Regions from separate parts of the Mus musculus genome. Here all the other regions are linked to region 2. A link is a loop called in an ENCODE intact Hi-C map of the cell type or tissue named here. Cell type or tissue: heart. All regions are shown on one strand. Links, peaks and the distances in the headings refer to the core of each region. The heading gives the core; the rest is flanking DNA.

The links. Hi-C counts contacts between places; a loop is a spot of excess contacts. Peaks named below come from ENCODE experiments on the same cell type or tissue, not always from the same donor. Only the 100,000 strongest peaks of a DNase experiment are listed, where the experiment ranks them.
Region 1: a loop joins it to region 2, with 10 times the contacts of the local background. A loop is called at or near these places in 12 of 42 quality-filtered maps.
Region 3: it touches region 2 in a loop (10-fold over the local background); 6 of 42 quality-filtered maps call a loop at or near these places.

Annotation. Positions count from the first base shown.
Region 1 is chr2:115,577,588-115,585,831 of GRCm38, forward strand. It overlaps BC052040 (cDNA sequence BC052040), which reads left to right and starts at 4,129. Exons shown (of 11, transcript NM_207264.4): 1 at 4,129-4,398. The coding sequence starts at 4,298. In heart, for the core only: a CTCF peak has its summit at 4,155; a DNase peak (open chromatin) is centred at 4,104; H3K4me3 peaks cover 2,747 bases; H3K27ac peaks cover 3,101 bases.
Region 2 is chr2:114,651,169-114,659,412 of GRCm38, forward strand. It overlaps Dph6 (diphthamine biosynthesis 6), which reads right to left and starts at 3,796. Exons shown (of 9, transcript NM_025675.5): 1 at 3,663-3,796. The coding sequence starts at 3,685. In heart, for the core only: a CTCF peak has its summit at 3,983; DNase peaks (open chromatin) are centred at 3,553 and 3,763; H3K4me3 peaks cover 1,792 bases; H3K27ac peaks cover 2,052 bases.
Region 3 is chr2:113,844,004-113,852,247 of GRCm38, forward strand. Arhgap11a (Rho GTPase activating protein 11A) reads right to left here and starts at 4,658. Exons shown (of 12, transcript NM_181416.3): 1 at 3,958-4,658; 2 at 1,252-1,322. The coding sequence starts at 4,086. In heart, for the core only: no CTCF peak of the experiment used is centred there; DNase peaks (open chromatin) are centred at 4,218, 4,728 and 4,988; H3K4me3 peaks cover 3,241 bases; H3K27ac peaks cover 2,203 bases.

The DNA of each region.
Region 1 (8,244 bases), core at 1,093-6,092, 930 kb after region 2:
GTCCCTTGTTAACAAACTTGCCAGCGTGTCTCTATCTTTTTACATTTCACTTTTCAGTAATTCATTTTTGATCTTATTTTAATAATTTGTCCACAATAAATGGAAAGAAAAGAGGTGGTTTAACATAGATAATTTGAGAAATGCTCTTCTAAAATGTGGCACAGTAAGTTAATAGAAACCACTTATAGGCTTTACCTTTGCTAAGTGGGTTTTTTTTTTGTTTTTGTTTTTTTTGTTTTTTTTTGACAACAAAGACCCAAAGAGGTGCCACACTGAACTGCAGGAAGATGTGGCAGTTTCGGTGTGTAGTGGATCTTGGTGAAAGTCCCGTGGACATTCCTCTGGTCTTAGACCACTGATTACAGACCTTCCCCCGACTGACTTCATACAGACACACACTCATCCCTATCTGTTTACAGTTGGTTTGTCTTTCTGTATATTTTCTTTCCCACTTTTTCTTCATTTTCTTTTCTTTTTTCTTTTGGTTTCTTTCGAGGCGGGGTTTCTCTGTGTAGCCCCGGCTGTCCTGGAACTCACTCTGTAGACCAGGCTGGCCTTGAACTCAGAAATTTGCCTGCCTCTGCCTCCCAAGAGCTGGGATTAAAGGCGTGTGCCCCCACTGCCCGGCCTTTTTTCTTCAGTTATTGAGTTGAGTAGTTGCCTCCCCTCTCCACAGCAGGTGTTTCATCTTCACTGATAATCAGAAGATTTTTTTTATTATTGTTTTGAGATTAGAATAAAATGACTACTTGCTGAAAGGTGATTTAAGCTTTGGTTCAAAAGAGAGATGACATAATATCTCATAATCAGATCAGCTTGTGTTCAAACCACCGTTTTACAATTTAGTAACGAAACATTCCAGGTAAGCAGACCTTAATTGTTTTTTAGGTTTATTTTATGTGTATAAGTGTTCTGCTCACATGTATGTATATGGATCATATGTCTGCTTGGTGCTCATGGAGGTCAGAAGATGACATTGGATTCTTGGAACTAGAGTGATGAATGGTTGTGAGATATCATGCAAGTGCTACTAACCAAACCTGGGTCTTCTGCAAGAGCAGCAAGTGCTCTTAACTGATAAGCCATCTTTCCAACCCGACCCATCAGCAGCAGCATCACCACCACCATCATCATCATCATTATTATTTGACTTCAGTTTCCAATATATAAACCAGTAGCTTTACTGGACAGTGTAACTGCCGAGATTCAGTAACATAAGGTATCAGTGGAATGATAATTGCCCATAACAGACTCTCAAAAAATTAGCATTCTTCTTTCCACATGTTCAGTTAGTAGACTTCATTTACTTTAAAATGGTCAGTGTAAATGTTGACAGAAGCCCTATGAAGAGCATCAGAGTTTTCAATATAATAAAAGTAGTGTGATCATGGTTTTAAAAACTTGCGCTCGATTTGGTAGGTTATTTGAAAATATGGCTGAGTCTTTCCAAGGCCACGAACTCCTTACTCTGCTTAGAACTCTGCTACAGTGGGAATAATTTCCCCAGCCGCCTAACTCTGCTCATTCTTAATTTTAACCCTTTGTATCAGTGCCTTTACTGAAAGGAGCACATGCCTCACATCCACACTGCACCCCTCTTTTAAAATGTTCAACATTCAACCATCCAGGAAGGGGGTGATGAGGGATGAGCGCAAAGCGGGCAGGAGCAGGAAGAAAAAAAGGGGGCCTCAAGTACATGCTCAGCCAAGTGCAAGCATTTCTGTTAGGAGGGGAAAAAAACCAATTAAGTCACAGCAGAAGAGCTCCGCCCAGCTCTTATTTTGTACCTAATACGTCACTGCAGATGAAAGCAGCACAGAACACTCTGCTTCTCCCAGTACTAACTTTGTAAACAACGACCAGATTTGAGTTAAAATAGTAGGCTGCCAGCATGTTCAAAATAAAAACAAGAAAAGAAACCTGGCCATTTCCGTAAGGGTTGTGAGGGCGAGGGCAGGACAAAAGCCAGGGAGAAGAGGGTTGCTATAAAAACAACTAGCGCAAACATCCTTGAACTGATGTTTTCTATAAAATCCCCGATGGCTGTGAACTGGAAGGAGCGAAGCTGTGAAGGGGAGAGGGATTGGGAGCCAAGTGCTGTCTGCTTCTCGTCAGTCAGCTTTCCTGCACAAGTCACGGCAGGGTCAGCAACAAACTAACCAGGTGGCAACTCCAGGCTCCGCTGCCATAAATAACGGTTATGCGCTAATGTCACACAACCAGATCTAGATGTAAAGCATATGGGAAGGAAACTTTCTGAGGTAAAGATCTAGAAACTCGCAGCGCTTGCTCAATTCAGGGACCGCTGTTGGTCCTGAACTTTGGAAACTGTCAAGAAAATATAGTGAAAACTAGAGGGGGAAAAAGAGCCCCTTGTATGTGATTTTTTTTTTTTTAATTAGAGTATTTACTTTAAAAAAAAAAAAACAGAAAAATGGACCCTTTGGGTTTAGGAGAGTGACTAGGAGATGAAGTGATTACGCATTGTTGAGAGGCAGCAACACAGCGTACCAATTTTCACTTAAATCCCACTCTGGCTATTGACTTGTTCTCATGACCTCCGGGAAGTTCCTTGACCTTTTATGCCTTTGTTCACTCTGAACAAAGGAAGGACGGAGCAATAATGGGGATAGAACCTGCGCCAGGGGAAGTTACTGGGATTAAGGGAGTCCTTACAAGAATACCAACAAAACACTATCTAGTAAACATCCTACCTAGTTTACTTAAGGAACTTAGTCTTTATAACCTAAGTTACGTAAATAATGTCTGTTGAATGCTATGCTAAATAAATGTCTCTTGTACTATCTTATTGTTTTTATTGACAGATGGTCATTGGACATAGTGCTGATTTCACAAATATAAATTCTTTCATTTTTATGTCCACACACTCCCCCAGTCTTATTGCTTTCTCAGTATTTCTCTGCGTTCTTTCTTGTACATATGTGTATGTATGTAAATGTGTGTGTACTTGTGATCTATGTAAAACTGAAGAGCCACAAGGGAGAGGAAGCAAAAGATATTGGTTTGAGTCCTTTTTCCAGATGTAGTCATTATTTTAATCTTTAAAACTGTGTTTCTAAACCACATTTTGTTTATTCTTTCATCTGTTGACTGACAACTACGGTGACTCCATAACTTGGCTCTATACTACCTTATTTAGTCTTAAAACCTGCCTCATGAATTACAAATTTTTATAGGTAAAGTAATTGAGGCTTTGATGAACTAAAGAATTTACCAATGGGGTCTTATCTAGGCCAACCTTCCAACTTACACTTTACACCAAATGAAAGCAGTAAACCGTTTAAACGTGCTAAAACCTAAGCAGATTTTCTTCCTTTTGCTCAAAATGGGAGAGAACACATATCATACGCCCACCTTAGAAACAAAGGTTTCAAAAAACCAAACCAAACCAAACCAAATATATAGATGCTCTAATATATTAACTCAGAAGTTCGTATTTCTACACATTATTGGGCACTCACTATTGTGGGGGCCAGGAATTTACTTCTTTATGTATGCGAGAGTGGAATTGACATTCTACTGCCAGTTGTTTTAAGATGCAGAATTTAAGTTCTCAACAAAACCAGCATTGCTTTCCACCAGAGAATTTAATGCAGAATTTAAGTTCTCAACAAAACCAGCATTGCCTTCCACGGGAGAGGCTGAAGAACTTTCCCAGCACAGGCGAAACCGCTGGTTTGCAGAGATCCTGTTCGCTGCTTAGCTTCCGCTCACCTTGCTCCTTTGCAGGCCATCTGCTCAGAGCGGCAGAACTGGGCGTGTCGGAAAAAAACACATTCAAATCCCGCGCTCCACCAGAGCACTTCCGGGTTTCCAACTCCAGGCTGGAAAAGCATCCCTGTGACCCGAAACGGGCCGTCTGTGTTTCTCGCAGCTGGCAGAGTGTCTTCAATGAGCGTCTGGGTTCCGATCTCAGGGAGGTGTTGCTGGGGACACCTGCCCCTAAAGACGCAAAAAGAATTCGGTACGCAGCCGCCACTTCCTGGTTGCTTTGCCCTTACCCAAGATGGCGGCTAGTTGCCTTCGGCCCGGCTTACTGCGGCTGCTCAGTACACTCTGCTGGCGCAAATAGTTCTACAGCCCGCCTCTCCCGCGGAGGTGAAGCCTGGGACGCTGCGTGTCTCCGCCCCGCGGTGCAGCTAGGGGGGTGTGCTTTGGGGGCATAAGGGATAGCTAAATAAGTGGAGGGCCCAGGGTCGTACCGCGCTCTGCCCTTCCCTAGGTTCTAGGCACCAAGCCCGCACGAGCCCAAGGGTGATTTTTCCTTGGGCCCAATATGATACTAACCAAAGCCCAGTACGAGGAGATAGCCCAGTGCCTAGTGTCTGTACCGCCCACTAGGCAGAGCCTGAGGAAGCTGAAGCAGAGGTTCCCCAGGTAAGTCCCCATCTCCAATTCTCACAGCATTTTACCTGCACCCCAGTTCCCGCCACCCTGGCAGTCATAGAAGCCACGTGTCACACACAAATGGGAGGAACAGAGTTAGGTCGAAGATCATGAGAATGCTCTCTTCCCTCCACCTGCCTACCATACAAAACATTTAATGGCTGAGGCTCCTGAAGTCACTCCAGGCCTTGGGAGTTGAATCCAACTCAGCAGATCTTTACTTGATACATATTGCGGGTATGAGAGTGTACACATATTAAGTAGGTGCTTCATAGATGACCAGTGGTTAATCCACAGATACTAGCAGTAAATAATTGGTAATGGGATCTTTGCAACGTAAAAAAACGTGAATTGGCGGTTCATCGCACTGGGGTGCTGCCAACTTGACACAGACACCTAGAGATGGTAGATCTAGAGTGAACAGGACCCTTTCGGATTGCCACTGGTAGCAAGAGGGCCCAGGCCCAAAGGGGGCCTTGTCTTGTTGGCTGTGCAATGAAAAGATTCTTTATAGAGTTGAGAACATTAGGGGGTCACACTCTTGAGTCTGGTCATTTGGATCTCAAGGTCTGAAGGTTTCTCATTGTGTGCATACGTATTCCCCATGGGTTTCATACTTTTCACTTTGTTGTGGGATTTTAGGATTTTCCCACCTGCTAGGAAAGGTTTCTTAGAGATTATATAACATAGATTTTTTTCCATTTATAAGATGTAAAAACTGAGACCCACTCATTACTTGAATACCTGTTCAAAACAACTAGGTCATCATAATTAATATGTTAAATAATACAGAACATTTTGTATATTTTTTTATTCAAAACATATTATGACATTGAGCATAGTTACTCCTAATGGAGAGCTTTCCTATCAATAACACATAGCCTTTGACCATGCATCACCAGAGAGATTTCATTGAGAAAGACAAGTTATTGGATAGTAGGTATCAATACAAATTGAAGCATATCTTTCATGACCTCATATTTGGTAGACTAATTTTCCTAGACTCTAAAGAGAAAGGCTCTCCTTCCAATATTGTCCATACTTAAGGACTTTGTAGCTAGGGGATTTATCATAGTTCCTGTTCAAGAGCAGAGTTGACAAGTTGGAATTTAATTATTATCACTAGTTTTTTTTGCATCCTTTCTAAAATGAGTGGTGACTGACCATCCAGGGGGAAAAGGTATAAGATGTAGGTATATTATCACATGTATGTTATATAGTATATGGAATGTTTTATATGTGTATACATTGCTAGGGAGTTTTGGAGCTTTTTTGATACATTGCTATCATTATGGACACATATTACTATTTTCAAAAGAACATATGTATGTATTTGGATCCATATGTGTCAAGGTATGTGTGGAGGTCAGAAGAAAATTTGGAGTTGTTTCTTTCCTTCCATCAAATGGGTCTGGCAGTGGAACTCATGTAGTTAGGCTTTTTGGCAAGTGATTTGATCTACGAAACTATTTTACCAGCCCCACCATTAAAATATATATATATATATATATATATATATATATATATATGTGTGTGTGTGTGTGTGTGTGTGTGTGTGTGTGTGTTCGTATGTATAGTTATATGTATAGTTATATCCTAGAGTGTTTTCTAAAATTTAAATTAAAGCTGAGAAATTAAATAAAATACTACTAAATTTGTTTTGAATAATAGTAAGTATATTGCTTGTTGACATTTTATCTATAATAGTCATAATTCCAAAAATGGTTGAGATACGGCTGTATACTTTTGCAAATCTCTTTAAGATCTGCCTTAACTACAAGAAGCTGCATCTATTTTTATATTTAACTAGTTGTCATATATTGCTGATAAAAGGATAAGAGGAGGGACTGGAAAAATGGCTCACTGAGGAAAGTGCTTGCTATGCAAGCATGAGGGGCCTGAATTTGGATCCTGTAGGAGGGAACCTCTTCAGGTTCCTTGTCTCCTCTGTTTAGCATTTTGGTCAAGGTCACATGCTTTGTCTTCTGGGAGCCTCCCCCATTCCATGTCTCTTGGACTTCCTAGAGATTCTCCACCTCCACCCACACCCACATCCATCCTTACCCCTGGGGCAGCTGCAGATTTCTATTGACTCTCCTGGCCTTCTGAGCCTCTCTCCTGTCTCTCTTCATGGGGTATCTTTCCTTGATTGGTGATTGATATGAGAGGGTCCAGCCACCCCTTGGTGGTCTTGCAATGTGTAAGAAAACAGATTGAGCAAACCATGGAGAGCAAGCCAGTAAGCATTGTCCCTCCATGGTCTCTGCTTCAGTTCTGTTTGTAGGTTGCTGCTCTAACGTTCCTTTGTGATGATCTGCAACTGTAAGCTGAGATAAACCCTTTCCACCCCTAGTTGTCTCTTTGGTCCCAGTGTTTTATTGTAGCAATAGAAAGCAAACTAACACGGGCCATTGCTGTGACACCCCCGATCGACCTCCTTGTAAGGAGGAGGGTTGCAATGGAAGCCCTGGCAGTGACTAGGTAGGTCATGGAGAGGCCATGTCTTGAAAAATATGGAGAGCCATAGGAGAAGATATCAGATGTGCCACCAAATGTACATGCATGCATGAGTGTACCTGCAGGCCTGTGGTCAGACACACAGATACATTACAACAGAAAAAGACAGGAAGAAATACTAAGGAACTCATAGGTAGTTGCAAAAGAAAAGAGTAACTTAATAGGCTTTTTAGATACTGTGGATTAAAAAAAACCCACTGTTGTGTTTTTATTACACAAAACCTAACAAATGCTAGTTTCTTGAAGGCTGACTGTAACGTGGGATAGGAAACTCATCAACTGCTTGTCACCGTCTTGCATTGTAACCCAGTGGCCTGTTTTGAAAGTTAGTGGGTCTTTTACCTATGCAATATTGATTTGAACCATACAAACCTTCAAAATGTTGTCACCTTTCATTCTATTTTATGAAAAAATCACATTTGCTAATCTCATCAGTGATCTCATTAGAAGTGTGTAAGATTTGAAGCTGTCAAGCTATAGTGATGGATATGAGCTTTCTAATATTTGAATTTTCCCTTGGAAGCTCAAATTTTACCATTGGCAACACTTGCTATTAGTTGTTTTCCTTGAAATGACAGGCTCACGTCATTTGTATCTGAGAAAAACGTCTGCCAGATACCCAAATCTGAATAATCATATTTCATTCATTGTTTATTCAAGTAAGAATTGTATTCCCTGGGAAAAAATGGCTAGCTCAGCTCTCCTTCAGGTGAGTTCCTCCACAGAGGTACCACACTATCTTGCTAAATGGTCTTTGTTTTGACTTCTAAATTCAGCATACAGAGTTTTAAGAGGATGTGGTTTAATATCACAAATTAGTGACTTTTCTAAAATGAAATAGCCATTTTATTTTTTTAAGCTGAGTGAACGTGACTTGGAATATGGCTGTAGTGCCCTGGCCTCAGTTTGTGGTTGGGTGTAAGTTAAAGAATCTATCAACTTGAGTGAGGGTTGGGTTATTGGAGGGACTCAAGGGAGGGTAGCTGGAAGGGGATGGAAAGGGGAAAGTGAAGAGTTGGAAATTTATCTACTGTAGTATACAATAGGCACAAATATCAATAGAATAGAAAGAAAAGTAATATTTTATAATTTTTGTTAAAAAAAAAAAGCTTTGACCTTGTAGACCCTGAGGGGGACTTGGGGACTCCAGGAGGCCATTGGTTACACTGAACATAACCACTGACTGTTTCAGATCAATGCATATTTATTTCTGAAGGCTGTTGATGGGTATGGAAAAGTGACTTCCAAGAAGACTGCTATTTTTTCACCTGTAGAACATAGGAATATCTGTTTCTGCAACTTTTGCTGGCATTGAACAGT
Region 2 (8,244 bases), core at 1,829-6,828:
TTACAATAGCTAGAAGGTGGAAAAGAACTGAGATGTCCTTCAAAAGAGGAATGGGCCGGGGTGGTGGTGCACGCCTTTAATCCCAGCACTCAGGAGGCAGAGGCAGGCGGATTTCTGAGTTTGAGGCCAGCCTGGTCTATAAAGTGAGTTCCAGGACAGCCAGGGCTACACAGAGAAACCCTGTCTCAAAAAAAAAAAAAAAAAGAGGGGATGGATACGGAAAATGTGGTACATTTACACAATGGAGTACTACTCAGCTATTAAAAACCATCACTTCATGAAATTCTTAGGCAAATGGATGGAACTAGAAAAATATTATCCTGAGTGAGGTAACTCAGTCACAAAAAAAAAAAAAAAAAAAAAAAAAATACATGGTATTCACTTACTGATAAGTGGATATTAGCCCAAAAGCTTCAACTACCCAAGATACAATCACAGACCACATCAAGCTCAAGAAGAAGGAAGAGAAAAGTGTAGATGCTTGTTCAGTCCTTCATAGAAGGGGGAAAAAGTACTCACCGGAGCAAATACAGAGACAAAATGTGGAGCAAAGACTGAAGGAAAGGCCATTCAGACTGCCTCACCTTGGGATCCATCCCATATACAGTCTCCAAACCCAGACACTATTGTGGATGCCAAGAAGTGCTTACTGACAGGAGACTGATATAGCTGTCTCCTGAGAGGTTCTGCCAGAACCTGACAAATACAGAGGTTGATGCTCGCAGCCAACCACTGGACTGAGCACTGGGTCCCCAATGGTGGGGTTAGGGAAAGGACTGAAGGAGCTGAAAGGGTTTGCAAACCCATAGGAAGTACAACAACATCAATCAACCAGACAACCCCCAACCCCCAAAACTCCCAGGGAGTAAACCACCAACCAAAAAGTACACATGGAGAGACCCATGGCTCCAGTTGCAAATGTAGCAAAGGATGGCCTTGTTGGGCATCAATGGGAGGAGTAGCCCTTAGTCCTGTGAAGGCTTGATGTTCCAGTGTAGGAGATTGTCAGGGTGGGGAGGCGGGAGTAGGTGGGTGGGTGGGTGGGTGGGGGAGTGCCCTCAGAGAAGCAGGGGAAGGTGGAATGGGATTACATTTGAAATGTAAATAAAGAAAATATCCAATAAAAGAAAAAAAGAAAGAAAGCTCTGTTAAAATAGTTTTACAAGATCAGGTGTACTGGCTAGTTTTGTGTCAACTTGACACAGCTGGAGTTATCACAGAGAAAGGAGCTTCAGTTGAGGAAATGCCTCCATGAGATCCAGCTGTAAGGCATTTTCTCAATTAGTGATTAAAGGGGGAAAGGCCCCTTGTGTGTGGGACCATCTCTGGGCTGATAGTCTTGGGTTCTATAAGAGAGCAGGCTGAGCAAGCCAGGGGAAGCAAGCCAGTAAAGAACATCCGTCAATGGCCTCTGCATCAGCTCCTGCTTTCTGGCCTGCTTGAGTTCCAGTCCTGACTTCCTTGGTGATGAACAGCAGTATGGAAATGTAAGCTGAATAAACCCTTTCCTCCCCAACTTGTTTCTTGGTCATGACGTTTGTGCAGGAATAGAAACCCTGACTAAGACAGTCAGGTAAATAAATAAATAAATAAATAAATAAATCCCAGGCCTCATCTTTTCAGATATGCGCCAAAGTAGGTCTTCATAACTTTCTCTATTGGATCCTATTACTATGTTCCCCCCAAAACAAATAAACAAATGCTCTAGAAATACGTTAGAGATTCAAGGGTGAACATCCATAATCACCTCCTAACTTTATGGTTTAAAATATGTCAACTCTTTAAATATCCTTTCAAAGTATTTCTCAAGCTGTGTTCTACAGAACACAGAGTACTCAAAGAACAAAAAGCATTCAGGAACAAAGAATTTTTTACTGTTAATTATTATGATGATGTTATTCATTTCCTTTGCATCCTGATGCCACCTCTCCTCGCTCCTCTCCTATGAGTACCTCCCTCTCATGTAGCTCCATCCACCATACCACCCCTTCTTTGCAGAAAAGGGGAGGCCTCCTAAGGACCAACCAGCCTTGGCATATCAAGTTGCAATAAGATTAGGTGCTTCTTCTTGAGACTAGACAATGCAGCCCAGATCGGGCAGAAGATTCCAAAGGCAGACAATGCAATCACAATATATTTGGGTTTCTATGCTTCAGAATAAATTTAAAATAGCCTGCCTAGATAATCTACAAGCTTCCATTCAACAGGACATCTTTTTTTTTTTTTTTTTTTTTGAGTTTTTTTTAGTCTTTGACTTAGTGATATAAAAGAATGTGTTTCATTTTGTCCTGGAAATACATTCATACCCTATCAACTGTTGTACACACAAATTCAAATACATGCATGTGGGTACACAATGCACACAGATTTATCAAACTGAAGCTTAAATATATGGCCATGTTATACACAATCATACACAGTACATGTATATTTATTTTGTGCATTCTTATTTCCTAATATACAGCTTTTAATTGTATAATTTCTCAAACAGCACCTCTAAATTCCTATCCACTGAGTGTTTTGAGGAACACACTCCACTGAGACTTTCTTCTCTCCAGTTTCACATGTTTTACTACCCTGCTGAGCTTCGGTAAACTAAGTTCCATGGCTGCCTTCCTGGCTCACATTTAATTTTTATCTCTCTTCACCAAATAATCGTGATGGTTAAAGTTTTATTCCCTTTATGTGTAAAATTTATTAAATTATGGTGGGTTTTCATTTCCTTAAAATGGCACAGAATCAACAGATCTGGCATTTTCCTGCCACTAGAGAAACTGGCTTACCTAGACTGTCACCCACTGTCAACTAGCATCAGTTACCTAGGGCATTAACAACAAATGTGTACGTGTGCTTCACTAGGCTAACAAAAAGAGACTGTAGCAATAAAGTGGAATTCACACTTTTTTGAGGTCTAAATCTCAAGAAACAATACACTTAAGGGTCTTAAACTAATATTGCTATGCCCCTTATCACTGCCAGGCACTGAAACAGATCAAGGATAGCTCTGCTTATCAGCTATAGTATCTGGGCTTTTAAGTAAGTTACTAGATTTCAAACTACTTTTGGAATATGACTTGGGTTGCCCAGGGTCAGTAAGGCAAATTTGTATCCAACGCACTCCAGAGCATCTAGAAAAACCTAGCTTATTTTCAACTCAACCAGGAGGAAATACATCTGTCAGTAGCTTGAGTTCCAACGGAGGTGTCTGACAACATAGGAGCAAAGCAATCTCAAACCATCTAGGGGATCCTACAGCTCTCCCGGCAAGCCAGAGATGTGAGAAGAGAGTGAGGTTGCAATCCTCCTTCCTGGAAAGGATCAAGACTGAGGAGAATTATAGAGGACAAAAACTGCTAACAAGTAAGTGAAGTTAACAGCGGCTCTCAAAGTTCAGAGCAAATAAAAGTCCAACAGGCGTGGTGACCATGCGCCCACGGAGGAGGAGGAGGACCCAGGAATTAGTGCTGTTTAGCTTTGCCAAGCTGCCAGAGAGGAGGCGCGTGGGGCCAGGGAGCCCGAGCAGATCGCCCCGCCTCTTCCGGTGGCCGTGGCGCCGGCCGGCCCACGCGGCGCCCCAAGAAGTGGCTCCGGATGTTTCTACAGTGGCCGCGTCAGGATATAGCCTTGCCCAAGAGTAAAGCGATGGCCCCAGTCCTCATTACCTGATCAGGGCCGCGACCCTCATTCTGGGCGCAGTGTGCGTGCGTACGTGCGTGCGTGCGGTAACCACAGACGCCAGGCCCGGGATCCCGCGGCGACTGGACCTACACGCGCGGTCCTCGACCTGGTGTCTGCTGCGCTGCCTGCCCTCGACCATGCCTACTGCCCCTTCAGCACCTTGCTGAACACCCGGGTGTAGAGGCTAGGTAGTCTCAGCATCTGTTCCCTGATACATGGATATATGGCTCAGAATTTACAAAAAGAAAAAAGTTTAGGCACAGCCTAACCACCTAAGTAAGGGCAGTGAAGCTGCCAAGGGAAGGGCATGGTCCTTGGTAAACCGCTTGAGGGTGCTGGGATTGTCTGGGTAGTAAATTCAAAGTCACAAGTTCTAAGATTTGAAACACTACCTTGGAAAGGGGATTTAGTCTCTCTCCTCTCTTCGTCAACTACAAGAAAGAAATCTTTTCGCCCTTCCTACCCCCCCTCCAAAAAAAAAAACCCACTAACCCCTGATCACTTTTAACTTCGAGGTTTGCATCTCTGCCCATTGAACCAGTGAGGCTACATGACCTCCGCCTCCTATACTGTGTTTTTGCATTTTCCCAATACAGAAACTGAAAAACTTGCACTCCAGAAAGCAAAACGAAAATCTAATTTAAAATACGTTTGCCAGTACTTAGTTATTTGAATGTACTAAGCACTCTTTGGAGCTCCTGGGATCAACTGGTGTACGATATAGACCACCATGCCTACCTACATCCATGAACAAGGAGTTTGTGTAGAGGTGTAGGAAGAAGAGAATTTAAAAAGAGAATTGTATGTTAAAGTGAAAAATACTGTACCAAAAGAGAGAGAAAGAGAGAGACAGAAAAAAAATGCAGAAATAGAGGGTACACGTGGCATTATTGGTGAGTTAAACTAACTTAAACATATACATCTTTGAATATTATTCATATGTAAAGAATGTATATATATATATATATATATATATATATATATATATTTTTTTTTTTTTTTTTTTTTGAGACAGGTTTTCTATGTGTAGCCCTGGCTGTCCTGGAACTCACTCTGTAGACCAGGCTGGCCTAGAACTCAGAAATCCACTTGCCTCTGCCTCCTGAGTGCTGGGATTAAAGGTGTGCGCCACCACTGCCTATGTATATACACATTATATACATGTAATACATATATATATATATATATATATATATATATATATGTGTGTGTGTGTGTGTGTATATGTGTGTGTGTGTGTATATATATATATATATATATATATATATGTATATATATACATATATATATCTCCAGTGAATGCCCAAACTCCCAAAATCCGTCTTCCCAATGTATCCATGTTGAATAAATCTCCCTTTCTGATTTCTACTTTCACCTGGCTTTTTTTTTTCCAGCCTGCTGGTTCTGGCCATATTTATTTCATACATGTGGGATACACTGTCACTGCCTTTAGACACAGCCTTAGACAGCATTGGATGCCCACTACAGATGGTTGTGAGCCACCATGTGGTTGCTGGGAATTGAACTCAGGACCTCTGGAAGAGCAGTCAGTGCTCTTTACCGCTAAGCCATCTCTCCAGCCCTTCACCTGGCTTTTAAAATTGTATTTTAATTAAAGACTGCTGGCAGGACATGAATTGGGCACAGGTTTTGAACTGAAGGTTTGATGACAAAAGAACAGGTAACTGGAGAAGAGTAACCAGAATGCATGATGGAAGATGAAGTCTGGGTGGTGGAGAGAGAAGATCATCCAAGGTGGTGTAGGCCATCTCAGACTTTATAGCACAGGTATGGTTGAAGGTTTTATAAGGACAACAGGTTCTTATAACACTGCAATGTTGAAAACATCTATTAGGGAAGAAATCTATTTTAATGTTCCAGGAGAGATGATGTGATGTGATCTAAAAACAAGATGATGGATTTGGCAAAACATGAAAAGAATTAGTATTTTTAAAACAGTCAATATAGTTGAATAGACAGATATGGGTTACTAAAGAAAGCCATGAGAAATGAGAACAATATCATGAACTAAAGGTAGGATGTGTGAGACACCTCACATTGTGTGGGATACACATTAGCAATCCGTCTTGCCATACTACAAGTGCTTTCAATGGCTCCAAATAGTTGGTATGCGTCATCATGGCATTGATAATTTGCTATGAGTATCAGTATTATAATCGTGTGTGCAAAAAATAATCTGTGATTATAATTATTTACCAAATCAATTAAGTATTTGAGATGTTGGTGTCTGGTTAGAGATAAAGCATTCAAATTATACATTATGAATCATATGCTTTTCAGCCTATGAAATTTTGAAAGTAACAATTTATGTAATACATATGACAAGATCATTGGGAGTTGAGTCCATTGAACTGATGGGTAGTTAGAGTAGTATAGGACTTGAAAGATAAGGACAGGAGAAACAGATACATCTTCAAACAAAGATATGAGAGGTTAGCCTTACTGGTGGAGAGGTTATGTTGGTCAGAGAGGAAGACAAATTGGACAGTCAGGGTGATGCCCAGTTATCTAGAATCAGGAAATGCCACTCGAAGTAATAGCAATGACAGGAAAGTTAGTCTAGCTGTTTATCATCAATTTTAGAAAGCTGTGTAGATTATCAGTAATTAACATGTGGACTATTTTGATAAAATAAGCATCAAGTGCCTCAAAGACTCATTTTTTTAAAAATTTTCTACCATTTAAAATTGTTTTTCCTTGCCACATTTCAAGAGAGGGTGAGAAAAGAACTTGCTCTCCCTACAGCTGCATATTAAGAATTACATTTTGTTTCTCTGTGTTTAGCCTCATGCTAAGATAATCTCATCAAAGATACTTATTATAATGTGTATATACTGGGGCTTATCTATAAGTGAGGGGATAACATGCTCAGGCCCGTTACCAAGGTCAGCCAGTTTTCAGAGGTTTCCTGCTCCCCCTGCCACCTTTATGTTATCCTTTGTATTGTGCATTTTACCCCTAGGAAAAAAATTCTCAAAACTTTCAATTGAAGTCCTTTCAACTAACAGAATTTCCTAAATGACCTCATATAACAGTGCCAAATGTATTGTCTCCTTTTTTACAAACCTTTACCCTAAGCCAAAGTAATCCGTTAAAAGAACTGCAAAGTGAGCTTCCAGTGGCCTAGTTCTAATATCTCATTTGTACTCACTCTGTCTGAGGACAGTGCAAGAAAAGTCTGCTCTGGTGGGGCATTGGTAGTGGATCTAAAAGCACCGCAATCAGAGTCTAAGACAGTTGCCAAGAATGGTGGAGATCTAGCTGCTCCATGATGTCTGTAATTCCTTCTATCTATCTAAGACTGACCTGTGAAATGGAGGTTACCTGGAGAAGTGGCAGCATTTGTTATTGTACTTCATTCCAGTCCTCACCTGTCTACATGGTATATCTGTTTCTATCTACACCACATTCCCCATAACATCAGCAATTACTTAATCGTATCATTCTATGGTTTACCTGCCATTCCTAATGGGTTTTAGCCACTGCCCAGTAGATTATTTTAAATCTTGGTGTGCTGTATGTGTCATTTCACAGGTACAATTGGAAAAGGGCACCAAGTGGATCATCTGGGTTCTACGTGTGCGTGACTTTATCCCTAGTGAATTGAGAATCCTTACTCCTCCTCGTAACTCCAGCTTGAAGGTCCTTGCATGCAGAGTACTTAAAGTGACTCTGAATTCTGAAAGTCAGTGAATCCTTGCTCTGCCCTCTTTGCAGACTAAGACCTAGAAATATCTTGATAAAACTTTTGAAAGGTATAGAATAGGTTTCCTTAGTAGGTCCTTGGCTAATGTGCCTTTCAGCCTTTTGTTCTCAGATCCATGTTTTTCTCCTAAAGTATGTCATACATAGAGATCTGATTTATCACTTATGCCTATATCCTGAGGCATGACCACCCCACGCACCCTTCCAGATTCTCATCTGAGCTACTGATTTACATATGACTTTGGCTAGCTTCATTTAAATAAACACAATATTGTACCACTTAGATACTTTGCACCTGACCCAATTCTGTACTTCCTTTTCTGTGAAATGAGGGATTTTTTTGTGAATACTCAGCTCAAGGGGATTCCATGCCTACGATGGAATTCTGCCAATGATACCATGTAGAGTGGTGCAGACAGGGCAACACCAAGGTTTAGGGTATTTATTGTGCCTGGGCAAAGGTTCGGAGAAGCTTGAAAGTAGGGCCTGAATGAACCCTGATGAATCATTTAAGGATTGTCATCTGGTGACTTTCACCAGTGGTTTTAATAACTGATGTTGTTGGAAATAGCTCTGAGTTCATCTCCTCCCTGCCTGCCACAAAGAATCAGAATGACTCCAAACCACATGAGAATGAGCAGGAAATTTAGACTCTCACAATTGTGCTCTGCTCTAGCGAGAAACATACAGAGAAGAGTTTATTCAAACCAAGAATAGTATTTGAAGGAGGGCCAGCCTAAATTTGTGAATGTCTAACTCAAAAACAACATTTTCAAGGAAATGCTTTAGTTTACTTCCAAACACATGTACTAATGTTGATCAAACTAACATACTAATAGT
Region 3 (8,244 bases), core at 2,116-7,115, 810 kb before region 2:
ATCCTCCATGGCTATGAAGCTCTGGGGCTGTTGACATGACTGCACCCATAAGCAGCATGCATTTACTCGGACCACAGAGTTAGGGCTTTTTCTGTTTGGCACAGGTGTCCTATCAAGTCTATGTTCTTTCTGCCTCTCCGTAACTCAAGCCTTGCCTTGCTTATCACACCCCCTTCAATACCTAACTCAGACACACTCATCCTCACTGCTCCTAACAGCTTTCTCCAAGGCTACCAATGCCTTTCGCCTCACCAAATCAACCAAATCACCAGATCAACGTGAACCCACTGTCTCCTCACACATCCGACCACCCCCTGCTCTAAAGTGTCCTTTCCACTATCCCTCTGGCTGTCCTGGTATCTCCCTGAATTACTGGTTCTCAGGCTCCTTCTAGGTGTCCCTTCTTGATGTCTACATGTGGAATGACGTGAGCTTTGTTCTCCTTTTTTGAAGACGAAGTTTCATGTAGCTCCAACTGGGGCTTCACACTTTGCTGTGAACTGCAATTCCTCCAGTCTCCAAGCGCTGGCATTACAAATATTAGCCACCATGCCTACCTGGCTCAGGGCTTGCTCTATCCACTGTCTCTCCACAGTGGTGACTGGTACAGCATACATACCTAGCATCCTTTTTTCCCCAAAAAACAACATCAAGCTTTTTTCACTCTAATATTTTCCTTTGGAAAAACAGAATCCTTCCCTGTCCTTATAATCAGCCTCATGTTAAGGGGTGGAGGTTCAATTTTACCAACAAACTAATCTCAACCAATTTGAACTTGAAACTCAACAACCAGCACCAAAAAATTAGAAAGTACACCAGCTGCAAGCAGTGACATAGCTGTACTGACAGTGATTAGATGTCAGCCCGAGGAACAGGGTGACTGGCGGCTGGGTTTGTGTTTATTTCCAGGCAGCCAAGAGATGACAAGAGCGTCACCCATTCCTCCTGGGTCTAAGACTTGTCACTGTTATAGCAGCAGGAGTATGTGTATGTGCTGGTGTCACAGCACCCACACTGGAGGCCAGAGAACAAGTCTGTGAAGCTGCCTTCTCCTTTCACCTTTACACACGGGTTTGGCAGCAGGCTTATGCTGCCGGCACCTTTACCCACTAAGTCATCTTTTAGCCCCATAATAACAGGCAACACTCAGAGAGGAAATAATGTGGATGTAAGCAAATGTACACAGCAGCTGTTTTGAAACTATTTTTCAAACCAGTTTGAGATATTCTCTCCATTTTGAAGTCAGCTTACCTTGGAATGTGTCCAAATTCTGGAACGACTGAATGAGGCAAGGAATTAAAGGGTACTCCAAATACCTTACCCTAAAATGACAAGCTTGGTTATTCATAAACTCAGGCATGAAGGAAAATCTTTAACATTAGGCAAATAAAGATCTTAGGAATGAAAACGTTAATAAACTCCAAGCTATCAATCAACCAATACAGAACAATTAACTGAAGTACATTTACTCGCAAGTAACTCCAAGAATTATGCTAGATGTTTTGAGTAAAAAGACACCAAGATTAAAACACTGCCTTCAGATACTCTAGCGCATTCAGCCAGTCATTGACCTCATTAGTGCTTAGACCAGATTTATTCCAAATATTAACCCTTCCCTACGCGACACATTTCTTCAGTGACCTTATTTTTACTCCTCTCTAGTCATCCTACAAATACCAATTTACACAAAAGACCAAGTCAGCTGGTAAATCAAGCAGTAACTCCTGAGTTCCTGCCGCATCTGAGCACTTGTTAAAATGCATCAGATGTGGGTATTTGAGACCTTGATTTTTACCTTTTCCACGCTGTACAGCAAAGTGCTTTGCAGCTATGTCCTGAGGTACACAAGACCAAGATTGCAACATTTAAGGCAATTTTCATTTAGCTACCTCCAGACTCACTTTTTAAGAACATACATTCATAGTTCAACACCAAGGATTCCCAAAGTACTCTCCCGGTTTTGGTGCTTTTTGCCACTGTGCTCCTACTATGAATTTCTTAAAACCATGTCACTAATTACAAAGCTGTGGCTTTACAATGGATTGAAAAAGTCAAGCCTGTATATGCCTGCACACTCAAAATTACGTCAGTGCACCTAACTCCTGCTGGTTTAGTTGAGATGCACCAGCTCTCCAGATTGCTTGCTACTCAGGTCCTTCTGCTGGAGAGCACCATGAGGCATTGCTGATTCAACCCAGAAATGAAATTTTACTGTCCTGTCTCTAGCGCTTGGCTTGTTTGACAAATATTCTAAGCAAAATGATCACCAAGTCAAGAACAATTAAAAATTAGCTCCCACGGGCAAGACTGCCAGCTTTCAAATGCTAGCTTTGTCTAACTTTTAGCTGTGCAATCTTAATCAAGCCATTTAACATTCTCTGTCTCTTATATCTGAGCCTGGATCTTATGTCACTGTGTTATAGGAAATTTGCATCTCATTAGATTGTCACTAGCATTCACAGATGAGTTTATACCATACAACTGTTAATTAGGACATGGGTAACTATCATAGTTGGAAAGGAGGCAAGTGAAAGGTACTGTGTCAGGCTTACCTACAGAACTTACCAGGAATTACCACTTTATAGAACAGAGATGGGAGCTTAGTGAGCATAAACAAGCAGTCCACATTCAGTTAACTGCAAAGCGCAAGTCAAACTCCTGCCTGTCTCTAAAGGCAAGGGTCGGGATTTGTTTGTTAAGGAATGAAAGAAAAACAGCAAATACCCATTTTTAAGGTTGTGGAAAGCCAGTTTTACCAACAGAAGTATCCACCGTAATTTTTAACCATAAACAAACATTAAGTCAGTGTGGTGATACACCTTTCTAATCACAATACCAGAGAGGGGGAAATTGGAGGATCAAGAGCTTTAGCCAGCATCAGTTAGTGAGTTCAAGGCCAGCCTGAATACATAATACAAAATTATGGAAACTTTTTGTCTTCAAATACTACAAAGTGCTAGTAATAAATTACTCACATACCTTTGTTTTGTTTTGTTTGAGACAGGATTTCTCTGTATAGCCTTGGCCTGGTACTCACTCCCTAGACCAGGCTGGCTTTTGCCCTCCCAAGTGCTGGGATTAAAGGAGTGTGCTACCACCCAGCTCCTACTTACTTTAAAATGACTTATTCAGTTTTTCACAAAGTCTTAGAGATAAGATCTCAACCCAAATCTCTTGACCTCTACCACTAAATCAAAAAAACAGCTTATTGGGCCAGTGACAGTTAGACGAGTGAAGCGTTTGTTGCTAAGCCTGACAACCTGAGTTTGATCTCCAAGGTCCACAAACAGGAGAGAATTCATGCAAGTTGTCCTTCTGACCACAGATGCATGGCATGGCATGGCATAGCATGGCATGGGTCCAACAGTGCACACACACAAAAGTAACTGGGGAGCAGGGGGTGGAGGTGAGGATCCTGAGACTTTAGCAAAAGTGAGTGATTAAAACAACACAAAACAAAAAACTTCAACCAACTCTGGTTTCTCAATTTGCTTGTTAAAAAAACAGCTTTGTTTTGTCAAGGACAAATGTTGATGTTGGGTGGGTAATGTCTACTCTGCTAAAGAGATCAGAAACTGCGAAAATGTCGGGCAGCAGGCCTCTTCGTAAATTGCTGGATACAGAAGGATCCTATGAAGCCTATTTCTAAACTTGGCCTGACTGTCTCCCTAATGATTCGTTTGAAATGTTCTGACTGCCCACCCCAGCCTGACAGGATAGTGTGTTCCCCTCCCCCACATACTGCTTGTTTAAAACACGACAGATTACCAGATCGGTGGCACAGTATTTAAGTAGGGAGCCTGGTATCCTATTCCTAGCACTGTAAAACAAAACAAAAACCCACGGCAACATAGGGAGGCACGTCTGATCATCACCACCGAGACTGCATTCTAACCACGTGTCTTTCTTATCCAGAATAAAATGGGTATGCCCTTGTCCCAACACGTTGTAACTTACCTTTATTTCCGTAGCTGCAGTTTCATGTCTCCTGCGATCGCACTGACCGCGGCCACCCTTGACCTTAATGCCATAGACAGCTCGAAGCTGCTGCAGCAGGGCCAATCTGACCAGTCTCTGATCCCACATCCCGAACACGTCGCCTACTCTCCGAGGCCGACTCCGGGTCCTGACTTTCTTTGCCACCAACCAACTCTTCCACTTGCCAAACGCCCTCAGGCTCGCTCTGCTCCGCTGCCTTCCAGCCACCTCTGGCACTCTTCCTCCACTTTCCCTCGATCCACTTACACAGACCTTCTTCTCTCGCGCCTCTCTTCACTCTTGTTTCACTTCCACCAGCCTTCTTTCCGGGTCGCTCAGCCCTGTCAGTTACTTCCACAAACTTCCCTTTTTTCTGACTCTTCCGTTTCCCCAGACTAACGCCTGCAGCTAGTTTCTCGCTTCCGGACACTTCCACTTATCCTCTTCCCCGCAGGGTGGCCTTCCCCGCTCTGATTTCTTGAGATGGAAATGCAACCTTAAGCTACTCCCTCCAGCCGGGCCAGCCGGCTGCTCAGGGATCCCCAGTCCCGGTCCCTGCCCGGGCTGGTCCCCGCCGTCACCCCGTCTCACACGCAGCCTTTCCCCTAGCCCATCAGCCTTGCCTGTGGCCCCGGCCCGCTAAAGCTTAGTGACTCGGCTCCGCCAGCGCCCCACCTTCTCGGCACACATCAGACCCGACGCGACCGCACCTGAGCAGTGGCTCAAATGCCAGCGCCAAACAGCGCTCCGCATCCGATTGGCCCGCTCCTGTTTTCAAAATGAGGACCCTTTGGGGTGGCCAGGAGCTGCCTGTCTAAAAGGTTCCGGCAAAGCCGAAAGCACAGCGAGCGTTGAGATCAGGGTTAAGAAATGTGAAGAGAGTGAGTTCCTCTTTCTCTTTGCCTATTTCTTTGGAAGAAAAATGTCAAAAACGTGTTCAAATATGTTTGCTTTGCTCTTCGGACAATATACTTCGGAGATCCGAATAGACAGCTCATAACCTCCCCCCACTTCCGCCCTTTCATTTCTCCACTAAAGCTAAAGGTCCCGTCATAGGGAAAACCGATTCTACGGAAGGCGGGAGGAGTCAAGTTTAGTTATGAATCACAAACGCCGTTTGTTGTTGTTGTTGTTGTTGTTTGTTTTGTTTTGTTTTTGAGACCCGGACCCAAGGTCTTAGAAGGGAATTGGAACTGTGAGCCATTGGTCCTTCTTTGGGAGACTGGTGGTATTATTAAATTTTCTTACATAAGGTAATTAAGGTAATTAAGCACAACAAAGATGACTTGTCACGAGAGAGTAGTGGAGGAATACGGAGCTGTAGGAGGCAGCTGCAGCAATAGTTTACCTCTGTGGGACTTGGTTAAAGGACCAGAAGTCCTGTTTGCCATTGCCATTACTGAAACCTCAGCTGTCTGATTTAAATGCATGACATCACCTTCTCCTCTTGTTTCCCAGAGCTGCCTTTCCTTTTCCAAACACCAGTAATCCTACTCTCTCTCTCTCTCTCTCTCTCTCTCTCTCTCTCTCTCTCTCTCTCTCTCTCTTTCTCTCTCTCTCTCACACACACACACACATGAGAGAGAGAGAGAGAGAGAGAGAGAGAGAGAGAGAGAGAGAATGTGTATGCATTCAGTCATAACTATAAAAATAACTTATGTTGTGTATATCCTTCTCTAGGCCACGTTGTTCTGGTTCTTCGATGGCTAAGAATTCCTTTTAAGGTGCTTAGGTTAGCTTTTGAATATTAAATAGTGCTTTCTATTTACATCCATGTATGTATGCACTGGATAGTTTTTATGTCACCTTGACACAAGCTAAAATTATCTGAAGGGAGGGAACCTCAAGTGAGGAAAATGCCACACGTTCCAGCTGTAGGGTATTTTCTTACTAAGTAATTGATGGGGAAGACCCATCCCATTGTGAGTGGTGCCATCCATGGGCAAGTGGTTTTCGGTTTTGTAAGAAATCAGTTTGAGAAGGCTATAATGAGTAAATCAGGAAGTAGCACTCCTCCATGGCCTCTGCATCAGTTATTGCTTTCAGGTTCCTGTCCTGTTTGAGTTCCTTTCCTGGCTTCCTTCAATGATGGACAGTGATGTGAATATATAACGCTAAATATCTCTTTCTTCACCATGTTGCTTTTGGTCAGTGCTTCATCACACTGATAGTAACTAATTGGGAACAGAAGTTGGTCCCAGGGAGTAGGGTATCATTGTGACAGGCTTGGCCATGCTGTTATAGGAATATGGTAGATGTTAGGACTTTGGACTAGAAAGGTAGTTGAACATTTGAAATGGATATTACTGGGTCTTCTTATTGGGAACATGGAACACAATGGTGCTGAGAGCAATGTAGATGATGATGGCCCAGCCCAAGAGGTTTCAGAGAAGCAGAAGTGTTTCAGGGTATTTGAACACATTGTGAAACCCAAGATTGTGAACTAGAAAAACCTTGTGGTGTGGCTCAGCCCTAACACACACCTTTAATCCAGAGCTAAATAAAGTCAACCCTAGGTCAAGAGGCAAAGCAAGTAACCAAACTGACAGGGAGTGAACATAAATAAATAAACAGAAGCGTCCTTTGAGTTGAAAGGTGCACCATGGAGAAAGAGAAAGGCTTTTTCCTTTTGGGATGTCCCTGAGTAGGATGGTCAGCTAGGTGCGTTCTCTGCCATTCGGAGTTAGTAGGTTTTTTGGCTCCTGAGTCTTCATTTAGTAAAACAGGATGATTGAGATTTTGTTTTTAAAACAACAAAAAATATTATGACATTTTGTGGAAGGATGTGTCTGCTTTCTGCCTTTCTCAAAAAAAAAAAAAAATCTGCCCAAGGATAAAAGGTTTGGATTAGTGGCATTGACCAAGAAGACTGCAAGACAACTTAGTATTGATTGTGTTGTGTGTTTATTAGTGGTCACTCTTATGCAGATATATAATGAAAAGGAACAAGCTGGACAAGGGGAAGTGCAAAATGTACAGTTTGAGAAGAAAAGAGAGTGTACTGGAGCTAAGTCTAGTGCTCCAGGTGATAAAATGTTTAAAGAAAGCCTGGTGGTAAATAGAATAAAGGAAGTAGTGACTTTAAGGAAAGGTCCCACCCAGATAAACTTTCAACTTGTGAAAAGGAATTAAACAAAAGCAAAGGACCCCTTCAATAACAGAAAGTTTATGTAAATGTAATTGAAGAAAGGGTACACAGGGATTCTTAACTTTAGCCATATCATTCTGGCTTTAGAATCAAGGATACGAGACAGGAGTTATGGAATAACTAAGGAAAGTCACTAGGGCCAGACATATGTGGAGGATGTCTCTACATGGATGCCTAGAGAGGCCATTGTGTGAAGTTGTTGATGTAATCTGAATTGTGTTGGAAATTCCAAGATGTTGGAGATGTCAGAGTTATGGGAGTCCTGTCAAGGAGAGCTGCAGAGCTGGTGTGGAACCAGCCCAGGAGAGAGAACAAAGTGCGCTCCTGTCATTCAACAAAACTGAAAGGAGTTGAAGAGCTGAAAAGGGCTTTGATATCAGGCATAGAGACGTAGCATTTGGAGTTTGTCCTGCTAGGTTTTGGTCTTGCTTTGGTTTAGTATTTCCTCACTCTGCCTCTTCTGCCACCCCCTCTTTTTGGAATTGTAATGTATATTATGTGCCATTGAATGTTTGATATTTGTGATCTGCTTTTTTTAATTTGGATTTTATAAAGGGTTACAGTTAGCCAATTACCTTGAGTCTGTTGAAGTCCGCCAAAAGACCCTCACTCACAGAGACCAACAAGAGGTTTTTATTATTTGATCCAACATGTTGGGGAACCTCCCCCCCCAGCACGCAGGCAAGAGGAGAGACCCCAAACAAACAAAGAACACACTTTTTATACCTTGTAAGGAGCAGATTTATGCAACAAGGCTAGCTGGCTTATTCTAATTGGTGCAGCAAGTAACCCTTTCAGGCATTGGTTGGTTTGCATAGGGTCACTACCTTTGGCCTAGTCCCTCACTCTGCCTGCCCTTATGGTTTTTTTCTCAGCATTGTTTAGTCAGCCAGCTTCCTTATCAGACTCTGCACTTGGCCTGCTAGTATAGTTTGAAAAGTTCCTTCAGAGGGGGAAGGGGCTGAGTGGTCTTGAATTTATTTTGGATTCTACAAGTCTCAGAAGAGACTTTTTGAACTCTTTTTTTTTCCATTTTTTATTAGGTATTTAGCTCATTTACATTTCCAATGCTATACCAAAAGTCCCCCATACCCACCCACCCCCACTCCCCTACCCGC